Linked DNA regions of Homo sapiens: region 1 is linked to region 2. A link is a loop called in an ENCODE intact Hi-C map of the cell type or tissue named here. Cell type or tissue: OCI-LY7. All regions are shown on one strand. Links, peaks and the distances in the headings refer to the core of each region. The heading gives the core; the rest is flanking DNA. Region 1 overlaps LOC105373239 (a long non-coding RNA gene). Region 2 holds the start of ZC4H2 (zinc finger C4H2-type containing).

Evidence for each region. Hi-C counts contacts between places; a loop is a spot of excess contacts. Peaks named below come from ENCODE experiments on the same cell type or tissue, not always from the same donor. Only the 100,000 strongest peaks of a DNase experiment are listed, where the experiment ranks them.
Region 1: it touches region 2 in a loop (4-fold over the local background); 1 of 110 quality-filtered maps calls a loop at or near these places.

Annotation. Positions count from the first base shown.
Region 1 is chrX:64,843,984-64,855,955 of GRCh38, reverse strand. It overlaps LOC105373239 (a long non-coding RNA gene), which reads right to left. Exons shown (of 4, transcript XR_938417.1): 3 at 10,899-11,777; 4 at 4,907-7,601. Among named protein-coding and RNA genes, the nearest start is that of ZC4H2, 130 kb to the left of the region's middle. In OCI-LY7, for the core only: no CTCF peak of the experiment used is centred there; DNase peaks (open chromatin) are centred at 3,325 and 5,065; H3K4me3 peaks cover 3,063 bases; H3K27ac peaks cover 4,553 bases.
Region 2 is chrX:64,970,346-64,982,317 of GRCh38, reverse strand. ZC4H2 (zinc finger C4H2-type containing) reads left to right here and starts at 5,868. Exons shown (of 5, transcript NM_018684.4): 1 at 5,868-5,993. The coding sequence starts at 5,941. RefSeq lists an enhancer at 5,805-6,348. In OCI-LY7, for the core only: no CTCF peak of the experiment used is centred there; DNase peaks (open chromatin) are centred at 5,807, 6,147 and 6,737; H3K4me3 peaks cover 2,663 bases; H3K27ac peaks cover 1,171 bases.

The DNA of each region.
Region 1 (11,972 bases), core at 2,561-7,560, 130 kb after region 2:
GTAAAATACCTGATCAGAACCATTGGAAATGATGATCACATGTTAGCAATTGGACTTTCACTTCCTTTACCAGCTCCAAATCAGATATCATTTTCCTCATTTCCCAGGCTTGAAGCCTCAGATCCTAGAGTCATAGATCCTCTGGGCAAGAAGAACCCCAAAGGTCACTTAATCTAAATGCTATGGTCTGAATGTTTCTGTCTCAACCCTGCCCCCGAATTTCATATTTTAAAACCTAATCACCAGGAGTGATGTCAGCAAGATGATGGAATAGGAGGATCCTGACAGTCCCCTCTCCCATAGACATGCCTAGTAGATATCTATACATGGATCAATTTTCTCCAAGAGAAAGCCAAAATCCAGTTGAAAAACTCCTACAAATTTGACAATTGATAAATTATCCACATCAAAACAGACAGGAAAAGTGGAGATACACTCATGCGTTAACCCCACCTTAAGCACACCACTTCGCCATCAGGAAGGAAATCTCAGCTCCCAGCTTTTTCTTGAAGGGTAAGGGGTTTGTACCACACATATAGTGTCCAATATTTATAGTCCCTGATGGAGGGATTGGCTCTTAAAATCAGCTTGCTTGAGGAATGGCAGGGAAAGGTCATTGGAGCATTCCCCTCAAGCACAAAGAACAAAGGGGAGTTTTGAACCACATGAGCACTCTCAGCAGCTGTAGCCCCCAGGATTAGCCCAACTTCTAATTTCCCCCTGTAAAAGATTTGGCTGCACAATTTTCAAACAGCTCCCTGTGGTTCTAGTCTATAACAAGCCAATGTCTGGGAGTCTAGATAGCAGATAAAGAATAAAACAGCCACTGCATAACAAAGGAAACAATGAACAGAGTGAAGAGACAGACATCATGCAGTATGGGAGAAAACATTTGCAAACTTAATGATCCAGAATATGTGAAGAACTCAACTCAACAGCAAAAAACAAACACACACAAATAATCCCTTTAAAAGAAGGGCAAAATATCCAAATAGACATTTCTCAAAAGGAGACATATAGATGGCTAACAGGTATATGAAAAAATGCTCAACATGAGTAAACATCAGTGAAACACAAATTAAAATAACAATGAGATATCATTTCCAGCCCAGTTAAAATGACTATTATCAGAAAGCTGCGGATCATGGCAGACAGGAGGTAGGATTAGACTGTAGCTCTGGATAGAGCAGCATTGCAGAGGCTTGCATTGTGAATTTTAGCTCCAGATTGACTGCAAGAACAAACCAGCAATCTGAGAGGACTTACAGACCTTCTGAAGGAAGCAGCCTTCTCCTGCAGGACCGGGGAGACACCCCAAATACCATGAGTGCCCCAACTGCTGAAGTGGAAAAGGGAGATCCTCAGCTTTCCTGAACACACACCTCCACTGGAGAAGCTGAATGTCTGTTTGTGGGAGACATTCCCAGCTTTATCTGGAGCTAAGTCAAGTTGGAGACCCGAGCCCAGTGAAATACAGGGGTGAAGGAGGTGGCAGGGAGGCCCTGGGAACTCACTGAATCCCCAAGCAGCCCATTCCTGCCTGGCACCACAGGGATCCATCAGGAGGGAGGCCAGAGGAGCAGGGGGTAGAACCCCACTGGGGAGAAGGACTTTTCCAGCTGAACTCTTAAAAAATTTTAGTGGGGCCAGAAGCCTCCTGGCCAGAACTTGGGGGAGGGTGTGAATCCATCTTGCAGACTTCACAGGTAGGGAAAGAACTAAAATCCTTTTCTTTCACAGCTGGGAGGTGGAGAGCCTCAGGTAAGTTTTCAAGCCTGCCCTCCATCTGGAAACAGACTTGGGGCTGTTGCAGGTGGCACAGTGGGAGTGAAACCAGCCCTTTGGTTTGCATGGGAGCTGGGTGAGGCCTATGACTGCTGGCTTTTCCCACTTCCCTGACAACCTGCATGACTCAGCAGAGAGCCATAATCCTCCTAGGTACACAACTCCAGTGACCTGGGAATCTCATCCCATCCTGCACAGCAGCTGCAGCAAGACGTTCCCAAGGAGCCTGAGTTGAGACACACCCAGCCCCGCCCCCACCTGATGGTCCTTCCCTACCCACCCTGGTAGTGGAAGACAAAGGACATATAATCTTTGGAGTTCTAGGGTCCTACCCACTGCCAGTTGCTACAGCTGCTGCTTTCTGGAAAACACCATCTCCTGGCAGGAGTTCAACCAGCACAAAAATAAAGCATTAAACCACCAAAGCTAAGAACCCTCATGAAGTCCATTGCACACTCTGCCACCTCCACCAGAACAGGTGATGGTATCCATGGTTGAGAGACCCATAGATGGTTCACATCACAGGACTCTATGCAGAAACCCCCAGCAGCAGCCAGGAGCTGGGTAGACTTTCTGAGTGACTAAACCCAGAAGAGAGACAACAATCACTGCAGTTTGGCTCACAGGAAGCCACAACCACAGGAAAAGGGGATGAATATTACATCAAGGGAACAGCCCATGGGACAAAAAAATATGAACAACAACCTTCATTCCTAGACCTTCCCTCTGACAGAGCCTACCTAAATGGGAAGGAACCTGAAAACCAACCCTGGTAATATGACAAAACAAGACTTGTCAACACCCCCCAAAAATCACACTGGTTCACCAGCAATTGATCCAAACCAAGAAGAAATCCCTGAGTTACCTGAAAAAGAATTCAGGAGGTTAGTTATTAAGCTAATCAGGGAGGGACCAGAGAAAGGTGAAGCCCAATGCAAGGAAATCCAAAATATGATACAAGAAGTGAAGGGAGAAATATTCAATAAAACAGATAGCTTAAAGAAAAAAACAATAAAAAATTCAGGAGACTTTGGACACACTCTTAGAAATGTGAAATGCTGTGGAAAGTCTCAGCAATAGATTTGAACATGAAGAAGAAAGAAATTCAGAGATTGAAGACAAGGTCTTTGAACTAACCCAACCTAAGAAAGACAAAAAACAAAGAATAAGAAAATATAAACAAAGCCTCCAAGAAGTTTGGGATTATGTTAAATGACCAAACTTAAGAATAATTGGTGTTCCTGAGGAAGAAGACAATTCTAAAAGCTTGGAAGACATATTTGGGAAAATAATCAAGGAAAATTTCCCCAGGCTTTTTAGAGACCTAGACATGCAAATAGAAGAAGCAAAAAGAACATCTGGGAAATTCATTGCAAAAAGATCTTCACCTAGGCATATTGTCACCAGGTTATCCAAAGTTAAGTTGAAGGAAAGAATCTTAAGAGCTGCGAGACAGAATCACCAGGTAATATATAAAGGAAAACGAATCAGATTAACAGCAGACTTTTCAGCAGAAACCCTACAAGCTACAAGGGATTGGGTCCCTATCTTCAACCTCCTCAAACAAAACAATCTTCAGCCAAGAATTTTGTACCCAGCAAAACTAAGCAACATATATGAAGGAAAGATACAGTTGTATTTCAGACAAACAAATGCTGAGCGAATTCACCGTTTCCAAGCCACCACCACTACCAAAAGGAGCTCTAAATCTTGAAACAAATCCTGGAAACACATCAAAACAGAATATCTTTTTTTTTTCTTAATCAATCATTTATTTTCAACATGTGTACTATGAAGAACCTAAGAAATTAGTCAATTTTAATAACCCATAAACATGTTGAATCCATTTGCAGATTTAAATTTTGTATAAATAGCAGTCATTGCATACATATATCAAGTGTACTTTGTTCCTAATCACATTTATGCTACTGATACTCCTCAGAAGAAAACAGATTCTGCTTGGTTCTAGCTTCAGTATTATGAACTCCAAATAATGCTTTGAGGACCTCCAAAGGAAAAACAGATTCTACTAGATTCTAGCTGAAGTATTATCAACTCCAAATTGAAGTTGAAGTATTATCAGCTCCAAATAATGCTTCGAGGTCCTCCAAAAAAAAAGAGATTCTGCTTGGTTGTAGCTGAAGTATTATCAACTCCAAATAACGCTTTGAGGACCTCCAAAGGTAAACCACTAATCCCTTTGGCCATTCATTGAGAGACAGAGAGAGAGAGAGAGTTTTGAGGCAACAATGTACCATTAGTAAAGTTGCTGTGCAAAATTACCCCTCAGTCCTATTCTAAGCTTACAGCTCAGTTGATTTTATTGTCCTCACCTAAGTATATACAATTCACATATGGGAGAAATACACTAAATCAAGATGGTTATTTTCACTATTTTCCTCAAGATTCATATTTAAATATAAATCAAGAAGTTAATCCACAGTTTGAGAGATACTTATATTAGAAATGTTTTTTTAAATGTTAAACTGATACATAATTGTAAATATGGTGTATATACTGTTTCACATACAATGGGTATCGATTAAATCAGTGTAATTAGCACACCCATCAGCTCAAACATTTATCATTTATTTGTAGCAAGAACATTCAATACATTAACTATAGTCACCCTACTCTCTCTCTCTCAATAAACGGCCAAATGGATTAGTACTTTTACCTTTGGAGGTCCTCAAAGCATCATTTGGAGCCAATAATACTTCAGCTAGAACTTATTCCTCCGAATTTAACTTTGTACCCATTAAAAGTGGTTTTGTGTGCAATTAACAGACAGATGTTCTACCCACACATTGTTTTCCAAAATTATTGTATCTTTAAAGCATAAAGCACACAGCACCTATAAAACAAAAATACAAGTTAAAAAGCAAAAACAAAAAACAAAGTATGCAGGCAACAAAGAGCATGCAACAGTACCTCACATTTCTATACTAACATAGAATGTAAATGGCCTAAATGCTTCACTTAAAAGACACAGAACTGCAGAATGGGTAAGAACTCACCAACCATCTGCTGCCTTCAGGAGACTCATTTAACACACAAGGACTCATGTAAACTTAAAGTAAGCGTAAGGTTAGCCAAGAGAAGGAACAAGGAGACCCCAAAGTCAGGCAAGCAAGTTTTTATTAACCTGCTGGGCTGCTCCACTGTGGAGGAGGTAGCCCCGCTTACAGGCTGCTGTGGGGTTTTATAGGGCAAGGTGCTAGGTTGGGGTGGGGGAAACTGAGTAGAGTTGCAGGTGTTTCAACCATTTCCTGGAAATGTTTTTGCCTGCTTGGCTAGGCAAGCTTGGCTAGGCAAGGTGGGCAGATGTCTTAACCACATCCTGGAACTGTTTACCAGTTCTACTGAAAGTCTTGCAGAAGTGGCTGTAGAAAAAGTGGGGAGGTGTTTGTAGGTGGTCACAAAGGACCGTATTGCAAAGGTCATGGAGGAGGAGGAGGGGTAGCTTGGCTCTCTAACATTCCAGCCTTTAATAGGTGATAAAGGAAGAGGAGTGACTTTATCATCTGACTGCTTCTAGCTGTAGAGGGGCGGTGTGCAAGGGGAAAGGCTTGGGGGGCTTGGGATGGTTGTTCTTGAAGCCGCTGGTATGCTTGAAGCAGCAGTATACCTCGCACTGTTCCATGGGTGAAGGTTTTGATGTGGTCCTGTAAAAACTGGATAAGGAGACACATGAAGCAGGGTCCAAAAGCTAACAGAAGAAAGATGGTTATAGCTGGGCCAAGGAGGGGTAGTCGCCAGGGAACCCAGGAGCTGAGGGACCATGAGGACCAGAGGGACCAGGTAGCAGATGTGTTTTCTTTTATTTTTTGGGCTCAATCTTTGAGTTTTTTTACTGCATCTTGAACTAGGCCTGATTTATTGGGATAAAAGCAGCACTGTTCATCTAAAAAGATGCAGAGCCCTCCTTTTTCAGCAGTGAGCAAACCAAGGCCTCTGCGATTTTGAAGGACAACTGCTGCTAAGGAGTCTATCTGTGATTGGAGGGTTGAAACAGTATTAGGTAAGTCTTCCAAACTGTTTGTAAGATCTTGTGAGAGGGAGCAATAGTACATGAGGGAAGTAGAAAGCCCGACCACTCCGGTTCCAACTGCAGTAGTCATTCCTAGTCGTACTAGGATGGGTATTAACTGAACGGCCCTGCATTGGCACACTTGAGTTTTTACAGGGATAGGTAGGTTTTGTTTCCTGGGACAATGTCGATTTTTGGGCTTAGAAAAACCAGAGTACAGGTACCAGTCCAGTTGATAGGGTAGCAGAGGTAGGTGGAGGTACCGCACAGGAAGAATATGCCTTGGCTAGGTAAGTAAAATTGGTTGTGTATGTTAAAAAGATGTGTAAGCTTGTGGTCTTTGTATATCCATGCTCCTAGGGTGCTTGCTAAGGCAGCTGTGTTGAGTGGCTGTAAGGGGGTATTGGGAGACAGTTGGGTTGAACCTGAATTTATGTTTTCCAAGTGGAGGAGAAACCATTTTTTGTCTATCAGAAGGCTGTGGTTATTGTTTAATAGAGGAATTAGGAGACATTTGTTTGTGGTGGGGGGCGGTGAACCTCACAGGGAGATGGAGTCCAGGGTTGAAGGGATAGGCAGGGTAGGTGTCTTCCATTGCAGTAACCTGAATTTATGTTTTATAGTAGAGTGATATTAATTTTTTTGGAGGGGGCAGGAAAGTACATGGTGACCCTAAAGATGGGAAGGCTAATATGGTCAATTGGGCCTTGGAGTTGCACAGTGAAATTCCAGTGATTTGAAGGCAGGTGCCCTAAGAGGTGACCTGAGGGGTGATGGCGCTGGATGCATAGAGGGGCTTGAGAAGTTAAGAAAATGTTAGTGATTATGGTTCTGAGGATTGGCTTGGTATGGTTGGTATAAGGGGCTAGATAATTGAAATAGGGGCACATTAGCAGAACTGCCTGCCCTATTGTGGTGAGAGGTTTGTTTCAGAATAGGAATTGGAGAGATGTATTAAGGACTGTAAATCTGGGTATTGGTAGAGACTGCCCAGTTCATAATGGGGGTGGAAAGTTACTTGAGTAAAAACCCAGCCATGGGTTGAAGCAGGAATTGCGGTGTAAGCTGTAGTTGATAGATAGAAGCAGAACCAGCAGTCACTGGCTAGGGTAGGAATGGCCTGTTTAAGAGTGTAAGATTTAGGGTTTTGTGAGGTTAGTTAGGCATTGGTGGGGGAACGAGAGCTAGAGTGTGGAGGAGTAGAAGGGGTAGACAGGCAAAGGGAAGTAGGAAAGTAAAGAAGTGCATTTCATCTGGAGAAAAATCGCACAAGGCACCTTGGAAGAGAAGATCATCTATCCACTGTAAAAGAGAGTTGAAAGTGGGAGCTTGGGGATAAAACCAAAAACTATCTTGGCAAACAGAGGTGAGGAAGAGGGTGAAGTGGCAATGTAGGCATGGACAGGGCATTTAAGAGTGGTGATTATTATAAACTGTGACTCCAGTTATGAGGATAATGGATAGGCAAGAGGTTAGAGTGACTGGGATTTTTGCCTATTAAGGTGCTACAGTATATAATCCAACTGCAAAGAGTATGGTTAGAATGCTGCTTATTGCGATGGTGGCATAGTGAAAGACTTCCATTATGGATGGTCGGGTAGAGGTAGAGGAGATGTTGAAGATTAAGTTGGGTGTTACTTATCTTTTATAGCTTCAGGTGGAAAGTGGTTCTTCTGAAATATGAGTAAGGCGAAGCTGGGTTCATCCGATGGGGGTGCTGAGATATTTGTGGACGACAATTGGTGGATTGGCTGTGGGTGGGTCAGGTGCAGGAGCCCTCTATAATCTGGAAAGATGGTACCAAGAGGTATGTCCTGAGAGTTTGACTGCAGTGGGAATTGTGACAGTAACTTGGGATGGACCTTCCCACTTGAGCTTGAGACTAGTTGGGTTGAGGGTCTTTAGGAAAATGTGTTCTCCTGGTAGGAGAGTCTGGTTGGTGGGGCGTTCATGGGGTTTTGCGAGAGCTTGGTCCACTTGTTCACGGAGGAGATGGCAGATGAGGGAGAGTGTGGGGAGGTATTCTACTAACTGAGAATCAGATGGGGGCCTGTTTTGTAGGAGGAAGGGATGCCCATACATTAATTCGAATGGGCTGAGGAAGGAGGGTGCTCTTGGACTGGCTCTAATGTGGGCTAGAGCTATGGGCAAAAGAGAAGTCCAGGGTTTTTGGACTTTAAGACTGAGTTTAGTTAACCATGTTTTGAGAATTCCATTTGCCCTTTCAACTTTCCCTGATGACTGGGATCGGTAGGGTATATGGAGGTGCCACTGGACACCGAGGGACTAAGAAGTCTGTTGGGTGATTTGGGAGATGAAGCTAGGGCCATTGTCTAATTGTATGGAGTGGGGGAGGCCAAATCTAGGGATGATTTCTGTTATAAGAATTTGGGAGACTACTGCAGCTTTTTCTGAAGACGTAGGAAATGCCTCTACCCACCCAGAGAAGGTGTCTACAAGGGTCAGAAGAAATTCTGTTTTTTTGATGGGAGGCATGTGGGTTAAGTGCACTTGCCAATCTTCCCCTGGAAGTGTTCCTCGTAGCTGATGCATGGGGTTGGAGGGAGAGCAGAGGGCCTTTTGGGAGGAAGTAACAAAGCATATATGACAGTTGGAGGTTACGTTTTTTAGTGAGGTGAATAAGTTGGGGGAGGAGAAATAAGGATGAAGGAGTAGGTAGAGGGGGCATGCACCAATATGGAAGGATTGCTGAAGAGAAGTTAGAATTTCTTTGGTTTGCTCTTTGGGAAGGGTGAGCTTTTTATTTTTGATTACCCAGTCCCCTTGAAGGGAGTCTCCCTCCTGTAGTAGCAAAGTATTTTTGGTGGGAGAGTACTTAGGTTGAATTGCTGGAGTAATGAGGAGGAGAGGGGCAGGGGCAGACAAGAGGGAGGCTTCCTTTGCTGCCTCATCAGCTTTTCTGTTCCCTCTTGAGATTCATCTGATCCTGTTTGATGTCCTCTACAGTGTATAACTCTTGCTTTAGTTGGGAGGTGGGTGGCCTGAAGGAGTTGATAAATAAGGGGGCTGTTAGTGATGGGGGTTCCTTTGGCAGTAAGGAATCGTCTTTCTTGCTAGATGGCAGCATGGGAATGAAGAATGTGGTAGGCATATTTGGAGTCTGTATAAATGTTGACTCATTTGCCTTTGGAAGGTTTAGGGCCCTGGTGAGAGCTATGAGTTCTGTTTTTTGAGAGGAGGTTCTTCGGTGTAGGTGCTTGGCTTCAATTACTCAGTCAAAGGAAACAACTGCATATCCAGCAATTTTGAGGGAGTTGGTGGGTCCAGAAGAGGAGCCATTTATTAATAGTTGGTCATTGGGGATGGTGAAAGGCTCAGAGGAAAAGTTTGGGAAATGTGGCTGTAGGTGGTCCAAGATATCAGTGCAAGAATGAGTAGGAGGGGAAGAAGATACAGGGAATAAGGATGCTGGGTTGAGGGTAGTATTTTTGGCAAGACTGAATTTGGGATTTTCAATAAAAAGGGCATGAAGTGACTGATTTTGGGGAGGAGAGAGGGAGCTGAAAGCCCAGGAGAAGAGATCCTGTAAATTGTGAGGGCTGTGGATGGTGGTGCTTTGGCTTGATGTTAGTTTTTTCTTTCCAGAGCTAAAACAGCCACGGCTGCTAATGCTCTAAGACAGGTTGGACACCCTTTGACAGTGTTGTCTAATTGTTTAGAGAGTAGGCTACAGGGGCAAAGGAAGGAGGATCCCCTTTCTGTTGTCATAAGACACCAAGGGCTGTCCCTTGGCTTTCAGCAGTGTAGAGAATGAAGGGTTGGGAGACATTGGGTAAGGACAGGGCAGGTTCAGTGACAAGAGCAGTTTGGAATTTTTGGAGACTGGGAAGTATGTTATGTGTGGGGCTTAGAGGTTCATTGAGAGAGCCAGGAGGGCAAAGTTCCTAAAGAAACCTGCCAGTCCTAAGAAAGAGATAATTTCATTTTTTGAGGAAGGCGGAGGCAAGCTGTTTATTAAGGCTGCCTGTGCTGGGGTCATGGCTTGGGCCCTGGGGGAGAGTTGGACTCCTAAGTATATTACTGTTGGGTGGACAGTTGGGCTTTGGAGGGGGAGACCCTATATCCTTTTCTAGCAAGAAACTTTAGAAGGGTAATTGTGTGAGTTTGAGAGTCTTTTAGGGAGGGGCTGCAGAGAAGAAGATCATCTACGCATTGAAGGAGACAGCTGGGGGAAAGGTCTAAGGAGGTGAGGTCTTGGGCTAGAGCTTGTCCAAATAAGTGAGGGCTGTCCCTGAAGCCTTGAGGGAGGACAGTCCATGTGAGTTGTGATTAAAAGGTGTCAGGATTAGTCCAGGCAAAGGCAAAGAGATTTTGGGAATCAGGGTGTAGGGGAATGGTAAAGAAGGCATCCTTTAAGTCAATTGCAATGTAGTGGGTGGTATTAGAGGGGATGAGAGAGAGAAGTGTATAGGGATTAGGGACTATGGGATGAATAGGGAGGACAGCCTGGTTGATGGCTTGGAGATCCTGGACAAGTCAGTACAAGCCATCTGATTCCTTAACAGGGAGGATGGGGGTTTTATATGGAGACTGAGTGGGTCTAAGGAGACCGCATGAGCAGAGTTTGTTTATAATGGGCTGCAGGCCTTTTTGGTGGGTGAGAGAGATGGGGTATTGGGGTAGGTTGTGAAATTTGGAGAGGTCTTTTAAGTGGATTTTGATGGGATCATGGTGAGCAGCTAGGGATGGGTGGTGCTGTCCCACACTACTGGGTTAACAAGAGAGGCAGGGAGTGGGTACTGGGGAGAGAGGTCAGGTGTCGGACTAGCAGAAAGGAGCAGGAGAGACTCTGGTTGAGGGAGGCAGGAAAAGGTGATAAAAGCCTTAAATTTGGCTAAGAGGCTTCAGCCTAGAATGGGGGTAGGGCAGTGAGGCATGATAAGGAAAGAATGTGAGAAAATGGTATTAAACAGGGAGCAGTACAGGGGTCTGGTGGCATGGGGATTGGAGACAAGTCCATCAACTCCCACAACTGAGACTTGAGAGGGATGAGTTGGTCCTACAAATTCAGGTAAATCTGAATAGGTGGCCCCAGTATTGATTAAAAAAGAGATCCGCTTACCTGCCTCTAGTAGAGTTACCCTGGGCTCCAATGCAGTGATGGCAGAGGGTGCTGGGGCCATGGGCCCCGTCAGTCTTCAGTGGCCAGGCCAAGGAGTTGCAGGAGTATGAGTGATTATCTACTCTTCAGCTTGATGAGGGGACAGTGGCTCGGGGGGCCAGGCTTTTCTGTTTGCGGGTTAAGAGGGCAGTCAGATTTCCAGTGGCCTGTTTCTTGGCAGACTGGGCAGGAGCTTTTCGGTACTCATGGGTTAGGACATGCCCATGCCCAGTGGCCTTCTTTGCCACTCTTAAAGCAGGAGGAAGACTGCTATCGGGTCCTTTGTGCCCTTGGGTGCTATTGCCAGGTTGGCAAATAGCCATGGCTAGTAGCTGGTATTTGGCACAATCTCATTGGGCCTTATTTATTTTTTCCTGCTCATCCCTATTATTGAAGACTTTGAAAACCAGGTTGAGAAGGTCTCGTTGTGGGGTTTGAGGGCCTTCTTTAGCTTTTAGAGTTTGTGCCAGATGTCGGGAGCTGATTGGGAGATATAATGGGTATTAAGTACTATAGTCTCTTCTCGGGAAGTAGGAATACACGGGTGTATTTTTGGAGAGCCTCTGTAAGGCGGGAGAGAAATTCAGCAGGACTTTCATCTGCCCTCTGGGAAATCTCTTTGACTTTTTCAAAATTTACAGCTTTATGGGCAGCTTTGTTAAGGCCTGCGATGAAGCAAGTAATCATATGGTTACAGGATGCCCAGCTAGGGTCTGTGGGTTGGTATTCCCAGGGGGGCTCTTCTCAGGGGACTGCCGTGGCCCCTACTGGCTTAGAAGGATCTTGCTGATAGAGGTAATTAGCGTGTGCTTGGGCCATGAGCCACACTCTCCTTTTCTTCTGGAAGGAAGGTAGAAGAGAGAATGATATAGAGATCATGCCAAATAAGTTCATAGGAATGGGTGAGACTTTTCAACTCTTTGATATAAGTATTGGGATTGGAGGAGAAGGACTTGAGACACATCAATTTGGGAAAGATCGGTAAGAGAGAAAGGAACATGGACATGGACAATTTCTTCAGCCCCTGCAACCTCC
Region 2 (11,972 bases), core at 3,411-8,410:
AGGGAACCTGGTAAGACTCAGCCCTTTTGGAAACTCAATCCCATACTTAGTTCTGGTGATATAAAGGAGGCTGTTAGAAACGGAAGGTCATTGGAGCTAGACAGTCAGTTTTGGTCACTCTCAAAGAGGTGAGAATTGAAGAAGAGGGGAGGGTGTGGATGAAAGTTTACTAAGAAAATGCAGTAGATGTACACTAGACTGCTTTTATAATAGGATTTTTTACACTAGGGTTTTTCGGACTTGCAGAGGGGAAAAATGGGACTCCCCTACTTCCACTGCCAGATCTTTGTTCCCTGAAATTTGCATTTGGGGGATCTAGGTCAGTGACATTGGGTAGGTGAGAAAGAATAGAGGAGTGAAATTTCAATGACATAAAGCCATCAAAAACAGCAAGAATTTCAGCTGAAACATTGCCTGAGAATACCTAGCACTGTCTATGTAAGCAGATACAAATTCTGGCTAATCACCCACAAGTCCCATCTCCTAGGGGAATCTTCAAAGTTAAGGCTTCAAACACACCCCTCAACACCCCAGCTGAAGGGCTGAAGTGATGGAGAACATGAAAATTTTCTGAGAGAGTGTGAAGAATGAGATTACCTATCTCAGCTCCTAACTCCCTAACCTAGGGAGGTCAATTACCATTTCTGTTCTTCAGTTTTTCCATATATCACATGTGAGTGCCTTCTAGCTCTAACATCGTACGGTTCTCTTCCAGTCTTTCCTGTTTCAGTGAATGGCACTGACCTTATTACTGAAGCCAAAAATCCAGGAGTCATTTTAGATGCCTTATCTCGCCCTCCGTACCTCTCCATCCTATCCATGAGCTAATCATATCAGTTCTGTGCCCAATAATATGTTCCCAATCAGCCCATTTTTCTTCATATCTACTATTACTACTGTAATTCAAGCCACCATAATTTCTTTCCTGGACAACTGTAATAGTTTTCCCACTGGTTTTCCTACTTCCACTTTTGCCCCAATAAAATCTGTTCTCACAGCAGTCAGTGATGTTTAAAAACTAGATCATGTTGCTCCCCTGCTTAAAACCCTCAATGTTTGCCTATTGTAATTAGAATAAAACCCAGACTCATCACCATGGTTTACAAGACCCTGTTTTTAGAATAACAGTTCAATGACATAAACTGTCTCCTCAGTCTACTTCTGCTCCCCTTAATCAGCCAGAGCCCTACCTACTTTTTTTTTTCATAGGCTAAGCATTTTCTGACTCAGGACCATTGCACCGGCTATTCGTTCTGCCTGGAGCACTCTTCCTCCAGATCATTGTATGCCCAACTCCTTATGTCTCCACTACAATGTCATCTCTGAACAGGAGCCTTCCCTGACCATCCTAACTAAAACATTCCCCCTCCTGCCATCATTCTGTCCTATTATCCTCAATTAGTGTCTTATGGGCTTATCTCCCCCAAATATTATTATGTTTATTTTTTTTTCTTTTCTGTCATTATTGTCTGGCTCCTCCTACTAGAATGTAAACTTCCTAAGAACTGGGATCTTGGGTAACTAATAGAACATAGTAGGTGAGAGCATGGCTTCTGGAGGCAGACTCTCTAAATTTGAATCTCAGTTCTGCCACTTACTAGCTGTGTTACTCTGGGCAAGTTACTTAACTTCTCTGTGCCTCAACTTCCTCTTCTGTAAAATAAGGATGATAATAATATATACTTCCTGTGAAGTTTTTGCAAGGATTAAACTAACTTAATACATGCAAAGCACTATATATCCCTGGAACCTAGGAGAGTGCCTGGCATGTAGTAAGTGTTCAGTAAATATTTGTTGGCTGTTTGCATGAATTAATCCTCGATACCTCCTGCTGTTTCCCTCCCTTCCTCTCTCATCCTGCCTAGTTTTGTTCAGGAAGCTTTTCCCTGACTCCTTGCCCACTTCTCAGGACTAAATTGGTTCTCCCCTTATGTGTGTGTGTCTTGCTCACAGAACCTAGACTTATTTCAAGCCCTGATTGCTAGGTATAACTATATATGTATGCATGATCTTTGTAATAGCTGGTCTCTCTCACTAAATGGTAAGCTTGGTAAGGGCAGGGCCCATGTCTGTCGTATCTGCTATGAAATCTTCACTGAAACCTCGATGGTTCCTGACATATCATAGGTGCACAATAAACATTTTTGGGCTGAAAACTTTTGGCTCACTTTTCTCTTAGAAATGCTGATTAAGAAATATAATGAGAAATTTAATAAGTAATTTGCACTACTTTTTGAAAGGCAATTTGGAACCAAGACTGTTGTTGCATCTCTGCCTCCTTTTAGTTTAGTTCACTGTTGAAGTACAAAGAAATATCTGTGAATTCAATATTCTGGCCTCCATTTTTAAAGTCTTGATCTATTCCCTGAAAGTATAATCGAGACTGACTGGCTTCCCTTTTGCTAATTTCTTGCATTTTAATGGTATTAACCCCAACATACCCTGCCTTATTGCCTTAGCAATAAGAATAATGTTGGCCCTGATAAAACTAAGATTTTTTTTTATTTCTAACCCCTCAAATCAATCAGTTCTTCTAATAAAATCATGCATTAGAACTCACTGCTAGCCCATATCTTAAATATTGTTTCAGCCATTGCAAACTTCTGATCAATTGAGAGCTACTGAACACTTACTATGGAAAAGCCACCACCTTGGCTTGCAGATACTGTTTTAAGTGCTGCTTCAGAAGAAGGGGCAGAAGGCTATAGTTTCCTTCTCTTCCCCACTGTTTCTCTACAACATTTTCCTTCCTCTCACTGCTAGCCTGGATTCTTAAAATTCAGCAAGGAACAGGTGAGACATCTGTTCTCAAGGAGGTCAAGGAGCCAAAAGCAAACCAGCAGAAGCTAAGAGGCACATTACTCTTTCTGTATTTGGACATTTTAATTGTTACAAATAGCACAAACCTTCTTCCAAGCTCCAGGTTTTCCCATGGCCTCTTCTCTTAGATTAACTGCTATCTCCCTTAAATGTCCATAGTTGGAAGCATGGGACATGCTTGGCCCTCTGCAGACACCCTATATTGGAGTGCACCTTCTGGCTGAAAAGTAACAGAGGCATTCAGGCCCCATGGTAGCAGCAGCAGCTTGATACAGGCCGCATGGGGCCATAGGAAGAGCACAGGCCCTTGAGTCAGGAGTCTTGGTTCTGTTTCAGCCAAGTAGGGTGATGTCAGACAAGTCCTTTGCCTCTCTTGGTCTCAGTTTCCTCATCTGTAAACTAGGATTTCGGTGAGGCTTGAAAGACAAGATAGTTCCCAAATTATTACCAAATCAGACTCTAAACCCATTAACATATTTAATTGAAACAGATACATACCCACATCCAGACTTTTACCAGATGTGTGAACATAGTCAGTGGTAAGGATTCTTAAGGTGAAGGGGACAATGGAAAAAGAGAGAGACATTAAATTTAAAATCTCAAAGGCTGTTCATAAATTGCTTCCCACACATCCCATACAAACCCTCCGCTTCTCCCCAAGCCAGCATTAATGCATTATAAACCACTTTATGTTTGACATAGATACATACACTCGGGACCCCATTGTAGTTTTGGTTGCTATATATATATATTTTTTTTTTCCAGACACACTCTCTTCATTAATCTGCAAGTAACTTGGTCCAAACTGGGCACAGGCTCTAGCTTTATAACTTATTGTGTGGACATGGCAAAACAACTTTCCCTATCTGAGTCAGTTTTCTTCCTTCTAAAAGGGGATGAATCTACTTGCCCCCTTCATAGTGGTTGTGAGGATGAAATGATAGATTGTACATATCAGACTCAGCACAGTAGCCAGTACATGTCAGGCACTTAACGCAGGCTTGTTGCTTACCTCCTCCCCTTACGGGACAGAGCTGGGGCCAGTTCTTGGCTCTGGATCCACAGGCTTTGTGACTAACCAACTCAATGTTCTTTAAATACCAACTAGTGGCTGTACAAGATAGCAACCTTCAAGACAATAGGAAAATGTAGACACCAGGGAGAATTTTATGGTTAAGAAAGTTATTACATCTTGGATCCAAAGAAGAGAAGGGCTTTAATTTCTTCCCTGGAGAATGCTTAAAATCACTGTGGACATCCAGAATGACATGAGATTCATGTTCCACAAACTTCTCAAGCTCCTACAAAATACCAAGCCCTGTATTCAGCATGATCATGGGAATGATCTCATAGAGGCCTCCCAACAAGCCTCTGAGGTGGGCTCACTAGGTACATTTTTCAGATGAGGAAACTGAAGCTCAATAAAAGAAAGCACAAACTCAGAGAGAGTTCTGACTCACTTTTAGTTGGGAGTGAGTCACCATCTTCCTTTTGCCCAACGTCCAGCTCTCTAGGCCTGTTTGTGCACGCTGAGTAACTGCCTCTTACCTGGTCTCATGTCCTCTAATCATTCTCCACTTTGCTTCCAGAGTCCCTCTCTAAAATATTCCTCCATCCTTATCACTACCGTGCTTTGAAACATAAAATAATTAAACATTACTTGGTGCAGAATAAGCACTTAAAAAATGTTTATTAGGGCCAGGCGCAGTGGCTCATGCCTGTAATCCCAGCACTTTTGGGAGGCTGAGGCGGGTGGATTGCTTGAGCTCAGGAGTTCAAGACCAGTCTGGCCAACATGATGAAACTCCATCTCTACTAAGAAATACAAAAATTAGCCGGGCATGGTGGGTGGGCGCCTGTAATCCCAGTTACTCGGGAGGCTGAGGCAGTAGAATTGCTTGAACCCAGGAGAAGGAGGTTGCAGTGGGCCGAGATCTGTGCCATTACACGCCAGCTTGGGCGACAGAGTGAGACTGTCTCATAAATAAATAAATTAATTAATTTAAAAGTTTATTAGATAAATGTCTGCCTACAGGATTAAGTCCAAACCCTTTAGTCTGACATTTAACGTATTTCATAGTCTGGTTCCTACCTGCCTTTTCTAAATACTACATCTCCCATTTCTTTTTTCCACCTCTACACCTCATATAAGAAACCTATATTTCAGGCACTCTGAACCACTCATCCTTTCCTTTCTCTCTCTATTGTATCCTCACCTGGAGAGCCCATTCTCCTCTATGGTCTGACAAATTCTTAGTCACTCTTGAGACCTATTTACATCTTCTCTGCACAGGTTACACCTTATCTATTCCTGTATTTTGACACCACACTGTACTGTAATTAATAGGTAAATTTTCAGCCTCTTCTGTTCCTCAAAGGCAAGGATTTGCTTTTATTTATCTGCCTTGCCCGGTGACTCCTACAGTACTTCTTCCATTGACTGGCAAAGTCCGAGCTTAAGTAATTGTTTGTTGAATGGGTAAGTAGCTGGAAGTACTTACCCACTCTCCTTTCCCCCAGCTTTTGCAGCATCTCCCTCCTCCCATCCTCCTCTTCCCCACCCCCGCCCCACCCTAAATTGAATGCCAAAGTTACTGGTCCCCAGGCAGCAGCTAGCACATTCAACGTCTCCAAAGCTACTTTCCCTGCAGGGTTTCTTTCCATCCCCAAGGCGTAATTAGCGACTACCGCTAATCTTTTGCGGGTGGGTAGGTGCGAGGGCCCCCGAAGGGAGCGAATGGGTATGTCTCTCATCTCTCCAATTGCCTTCAGGAATATTTTTTTCTCCATTTTCCCACACACGGGCCAGACGAATATCCCCATTCCTTTGCACTCTTCACAACCTTTGACATAATTATCTATAACAAATTGATTTAAAGTGCGGCTGCAGGAAGGGAAACAGGCATGTCTCGCTTGGCCTTCTGGGAGTTGTAGTCCTACAGGCCCCCGGGCTTCCTGGCTGGCCCTGAAGCTCCGGACTACAGCTCCCAGGCCTCTCCAAGCCCCTACCGCACAGGCTCATAGCCCCAAGCCCGGAGGAGGTGGCTACATTGTGTCTATTGTATCCCTTGGCTGGTGTATTTGTACATCTCTCGGGACGTGAAATTGACAGTGAAAAGTATGGCAGATGAGCAAGAAATCATGTGCAAATTGGAAAGCATTAAAGAGATCAGGTAAGTGGCACGTTGTCCCCCTCCCCGCCCCTCTCCAACCCTTCGTTGCGGGAGAGGGCTAATTATCTATTGTTGGGCTGTTTGTCTAGAGGAGCTGGAAAGGGGCCCATTCACCACAGACTTGCCGGAGAGGTGAGGATGGGAGGGGCGCTGAGGAGAGTTGAGAGAGAGAGAGACCTCTTGCCAGATGTGGCTGAGAAAGCAAAGATGAAGAAACACGGGTTTGGTACCAAGACAGTTTTATTCTTCTCGAGGTGGAGGTCAGGGCTCTGCATTCATGGACACGTTTTTTAAAAGTACTTGTGTGCCCCAAGGTGTCTTTGGCTCCTTGCTCTTTAGGAGTCGGGATTTTTTTCCAGTCTCTTGTTCAACTTCAGAACCTGGAGTTCGGGAAAGGCTTTTGAGAGCCAAGTCTAGCGCATCGGGGCTGGTGGCTGCTGCCAGGGGCTGCCAACTGGGGGTTGCAGAGGAATCTCAGCGGGCGGAGCTGGGAGAATGGCGCGCGCTCGTTTTCCTTTCACTCACTCGCCACTTTCTTCCTTCCTATCCCGCGCTTGGGAGGGGGATGGGAGCAATGGGGACTGGGGACGCGGTCGCTGCGCTGATGGTGGGATCGCGACAGCTGCTCTGAGGAGCTGGAGGTGACAGGCGGGCTGGCAAAGTGGGAGTTGCCGAAGTGGAGTCCGCTACACGGTTGCTCCTGGAGCAGCTTTTGGCAAAGCGATGATATTGTCCTTGCTCAGAACACAATAGCGCCAGGCGGGCTGTGTGGGCTGGCACAAGGTCTTTCTTCACCTCGCCTTCTCAGCGTGAGCCCCTGCTTTGGCTTTTGCTCTCACTCTGAGAGTGGCCTGGGTCAAGCTCTCTCCCTGGAGTGTTTTCTGAGAACCCAAGGTGGAAGATGTCAAGTGTGTTTCTTTAAGAAATAAGACTTTGATCATGAGATTTAACCCTTAGAGTGCTGGATGAGACCTACACATGGTGATTAGTGGTGGTAGGTAAAGCACCTTGGTTTCTTCTTCTTCTTGAGGGGTTGCATCTCTCTTTCTACAGGAGAGGTAAAGGAAGGGAACTATCATTTATTGAGTCCCTTCCCGCCCCTGTGTGCCAGGCCCTTTGACCTACTTTTGCTCATTCAGCAAGAGTCCTGTGAGCTTCCTACTCCTCCTTTACAGCTGGGGAAATAGAGGCCCAGAGAATTTGAGTGATTTTCCCACAGCCACGCAGCTTGAAATTGCCACATTTTGTTGGTCTGCCTGCAAAGGTATTCCTTTTCCCACTATGTCCCAGGTAAAGTCTGGAAAGGAGAAGGGAATATGTTGCAATTTTTTTTTTTTTTTTTTTTTTTTTTGGCAAAAGCATCAGAAGCTAGCTAGAAAGTGAGACACCTTAGTACAGTAGAATGCCAGCTGTCATAACGATGCAGCTAGTCAGAAGCTTAGGCTTGCAAATGGAGAGCCTAGACTTCCACTCTCACCAAGCTTCAAAGGAACCACCACCCCATGCCCAGAGAAGGACCAGTTGTGAGCAAGGACTTTAATCCCCAGTGAAAATAGACCTCTCCCAGTGAAGACCATATGGAGAACCATGACTTCTACCCTTACCAGTGGTAACTAGGAGTTTCTACCTCAACCAGCTAGGATGGAATCAGCATAGGCCCAGAGAGAAGGCCAAACTTTCACCTCTAAACAGCAGTAACAAACAGCCCTTCTCCAAACTGGATGTCAAGAGACAGTGGAGAAACTGGACTTCTACTGTCCCTCTTCCATCCAAGAGAGTGGTAGAGGACTGCTAAAACAAAAGATTTAAATAAGATCCAGAGTATCCAACTTTTAATCAAAAATCACTTTCCATACTAAGATATCCACTTGAATGAGAAGAGAAAATAAACAGATGCCAATACTGAGATAACACCCATGTTAGAATTATCTGATAAGGATCTTAAAGCACCTGTCCTAAAAACATTTCAGTGAGCAGTTACAATACACTTGAAACAAATGATAATGTAGAAAATCTCAGAAAATGAATAGAAAGTCTCAACAAAGAAATATAAAACATAAAGAAGAACAAAGTGACATTTTTAGAACTGAAAAATACAGTAACATAAAAACCCCAAAAAACTCAATGGATAGGTTCAACAGTAAGGTGGAGAAGAGAGAGGGAAAAAATAGCTTACAAATATAAAACAATAGAAATCACTGTGGCACTATAACAAAAGCTTTAACATTTATGCCAACAAATTCCCAGGAGAAAGAGGGCAGGATTGGAAAAGTATTGGGAAAAATAATGACTAAAATCTTCCCAAATTGTGCAAAAGACATAAACATTTAGATTCAAGAAGAGGAGCAAACACCAACATAATTGACACAAAGAAACACACTCCAAAACACATTGTAATCAACCTTCTGAAAATGAAAGAAAAAGGAAACTTCTTCAAAACAGCTGAAGAGAAACAAAAGCTACAAAGGAAAAAAAAAATTAGAATGACAGATTTATCATCAGAAACTGACGATGCCCTAGCATTTTGTAAGTGCTGAAGGAAAAGAAGTGACAACCCATAAATCTATGTCCAATAATAATATCCTTCAGTATTGAATGGGTAATCAAGACATTCTCCAATGAAGAAATACTAAGGAATTTAGATATACCCTAAAAAAAGATGATAGTAAGCTCTGAAAACAGAAAAGAAACAATAAACAGTAAGCAAAAGCATGGTTAATGCAGTAGACTTTCTCTTTCCTCTTGAAATTTCTTGTATTTTGATAATTGAAGCTAAATTTATACTGTTATCTAGTGTGGTCTCAGCATATGTAGAGGAAATATTTAACACATTTATATTGTAAACTGGGGAATGTAAAGGGGATTGTAAATGTAAAGAGATGTAAAGGGGAGGACATGCTTCTACACTTCATTCAAGCATGTAAAGTGGTAATGTCAGAAGACTATTAAATAAATTATGTATACATAATATATTACTGAGAGAAAACACTGAAAATGCTATACAAAGAAATGTACTCAAAACATTATAAATAAATCAATATGAATTTTTAAAAAATGCTCCAGTCACCCACAGGCAGGCAGGGCAAAGAAAATGGAGAAACTAAAATTACGGAGAATGAACAGAAAAAAAAATAAAAAGGCAGACTTAGCCTTCATGTATCAATAATTATGTTCACAACAAATAGTCTAAATACCTTGCAAACATTAATCAAAATAAAGCAGGAATGGCCATCTTAATATCAAATAAAACAGACTTCAGAGCAAAGAAAATTCCTAGAGATGGATATTACATAATGAAAAATAGTCAATCTACCAAGAAGACATAACAATTCCAAATGTGTGTGTTCCAAAAGTGACTTAAATTAAACTGCTTTTGACAATTTTACAGTAATATACAAAGGTTAAGCCACTTGGTTTAAGAATTTAAAATGGAGAAAGTACTATAAATATATACTTGATGTTCACATATGGACAGATAAACATGTATGAGAGATAGAAATAAGGAAGGAGCAAAGGGTCAAAGAAACTGAAGAAAGGAACTAACATTTGTCAAGCACCTTTTAATTTAAAAGCTCCTGGCTCATTTACTCTTTAGTCTTCCCAAAGGAAATCTGGGATAGGAATTATTACCCCCACTTTACGGATAAGGACATTGAGGATCAGACAGATTAGGCAACTTTCCCATGGTTACACAGCTAGGAAAGAAAAAATAATATATCCTCCTATTCACATGGCATGCACATTTCAATGTTATTAACTGCCCTTACAAATGCTGATTATCTGATTAACCATTATTCACAGTTCTTCAACTGCTATAATCCTAAATCTCCTGAAGTATAAGCATAGCAGCATATTTCTGTTAAAGAAATAATGTTTGCTGGACAGAAGCAGGAATGATGACAGCAGCATCATCTAATGACCTATTGAAGTCAAGCTAAGAGCCTTACACACATCAAGACACGAGCCCAGAAATATATGCATTCATACTCAGCACTCACACCAATGGCAGAATTTGCAGTGGGAAAAACATCAGAAGCAGATTCTCCCACCACAGACCATTTTCTGCTTCTAACTCTGAACACACGCCTACCCCTGTCTTTCCTCCCAATCCCAATCACACTCCCACATTATGTTCCCAACCTCAGCCTCCAAATCCTACACTAATCTATTTTGCCCATGTTTTCCTTGGACTTTTAAATGGTGATGAAGGAGCATGTAGATAAGTGGAAGAAGAGAGACAAGAATGGAACAAAAGAAGGGAGATAGAAAAGAGGGAAAGGGAGGATAGCAGTAATAAAACAGAGACAGTGAGTACAGGCACCATTAAATGGACCAGAGCCCTACACCAGCTCCCCAAGTACAAAACAATATTTCCTTAAAATGCACATGCCATCCATTCATGTGTATTGCGTACACTCACACCCCGATGTACACATATCCATACACAAAGAGCTTTCCTCACTTGAAAAAAAGAAAAACCATTTTGGAAGGAGATGTTGAGTTAAGTAGGTACTCTTAAATGAATGTTTCTCGACTGGGTCCTTCTTTTCTTTTTTTCTTTCTACACACTCTTTTGAGTAAATTCCTGTACTTCCATGGCTTCAAATATTATCCTCCAAATCTCCAACCTCTATACCCCACCCACATTCATGCTTTAGCCCATACATATGACAGCCTACTGGGCTTGTCCGCCTGGAAGTTTCACAGATAAATCTCAGCTTTATATCTACGTCTCTTCCTACAGCAATCAAGCTCCTCCCCTTAAACCTTTGGTTTAATACCACCATTCTCTGCACAGTTACCTCAGATGGCAATCTGAAAGTCAATGTTGACTCCCCTTTCTCTTTAATGACTCACCTGCAATCACTTAGTTAATTCTATTTCTATCCTGAATATCTTACCCAATACCTGCCCCACTCTCCACCTCCCAGTTCACTGCTCCATTTCAGGCCTTCATTATGAATTGGCATGGATATTTGTAATGCAGTATCCATTTCCATCTGAAGAATTACTTCCCTGTCTACAGTCTCTCCTCTGTCTGCAATGGCATCCACATTGCCTTGAGAACTACCTTCCTAAAGCATGGTTGTTATTTTATTTCTCAAACATCTTCACTAACTTTTCATTGTGTATGACAATCTTTTTGAAAAATACAGGCTGCGTCCCATTATTAGCTCATAAAAAGAATTTAGTTGGTCACTAGTAGCATTTTTAAAAAACCTTTTTTAAAATAAAAAGGAAATTATCAACATACATTGCATATGAAGTAGTAGGTATACTTTGGAGAAGGTTTTGTTTAGTTTTAAATATGTGTATGTGTGTATTGTGTCATGAGGTGAAATTCATTTCTCACTTACGTCATTTCTTACTGTGTCTCTGTTGAACACACATTTACCTATCGGTGTTTCCATGGCATTCATGCTGCCTCCCCGGAAATCTGTCCCATACCCACTATTCTGACCTTATCTGCTACTGCTTTTTATTAATCCTATCCTTTAGCCATATAGAAGTTCTTACTGTTTTATATATTTCCGTTCCACCAGACCTTTGCCTCTGCAGATTCCTCGTTCTAGAATGCCACTCTCCCATTCCAAGCATCTAAATCCTACTCATTTTTCAAGGAAGACCCATATGAAATGCCTCGTCTTCTCCAAAACCTTCTCGAGTTCCCCAGTCAAAATGAATTACAATACCCCAACCACAGACTCCACAGGGAGATTTATTATAGCACTCAAGTTATCCCATCTAATGATGGAATTTTGAATTGATATCCTCCCTTCCTTCCTCCCTTCCTTCCTTCCTTCCCCCCTCCCTCCCTCCCTCCCTTCCTCTCTTCCTCTCTTCCTCCCTTCTTCCTTTCCTTCCGCCATTGGTGTGGCAGTCTTGGTAAGCTCCTCTGTTACCTGGCTTGGGGATTGACTCAGAACCAGTGCTTACTCAAGACCAAGGCACAGGACAACTGGAACCTCTGGGACTTGT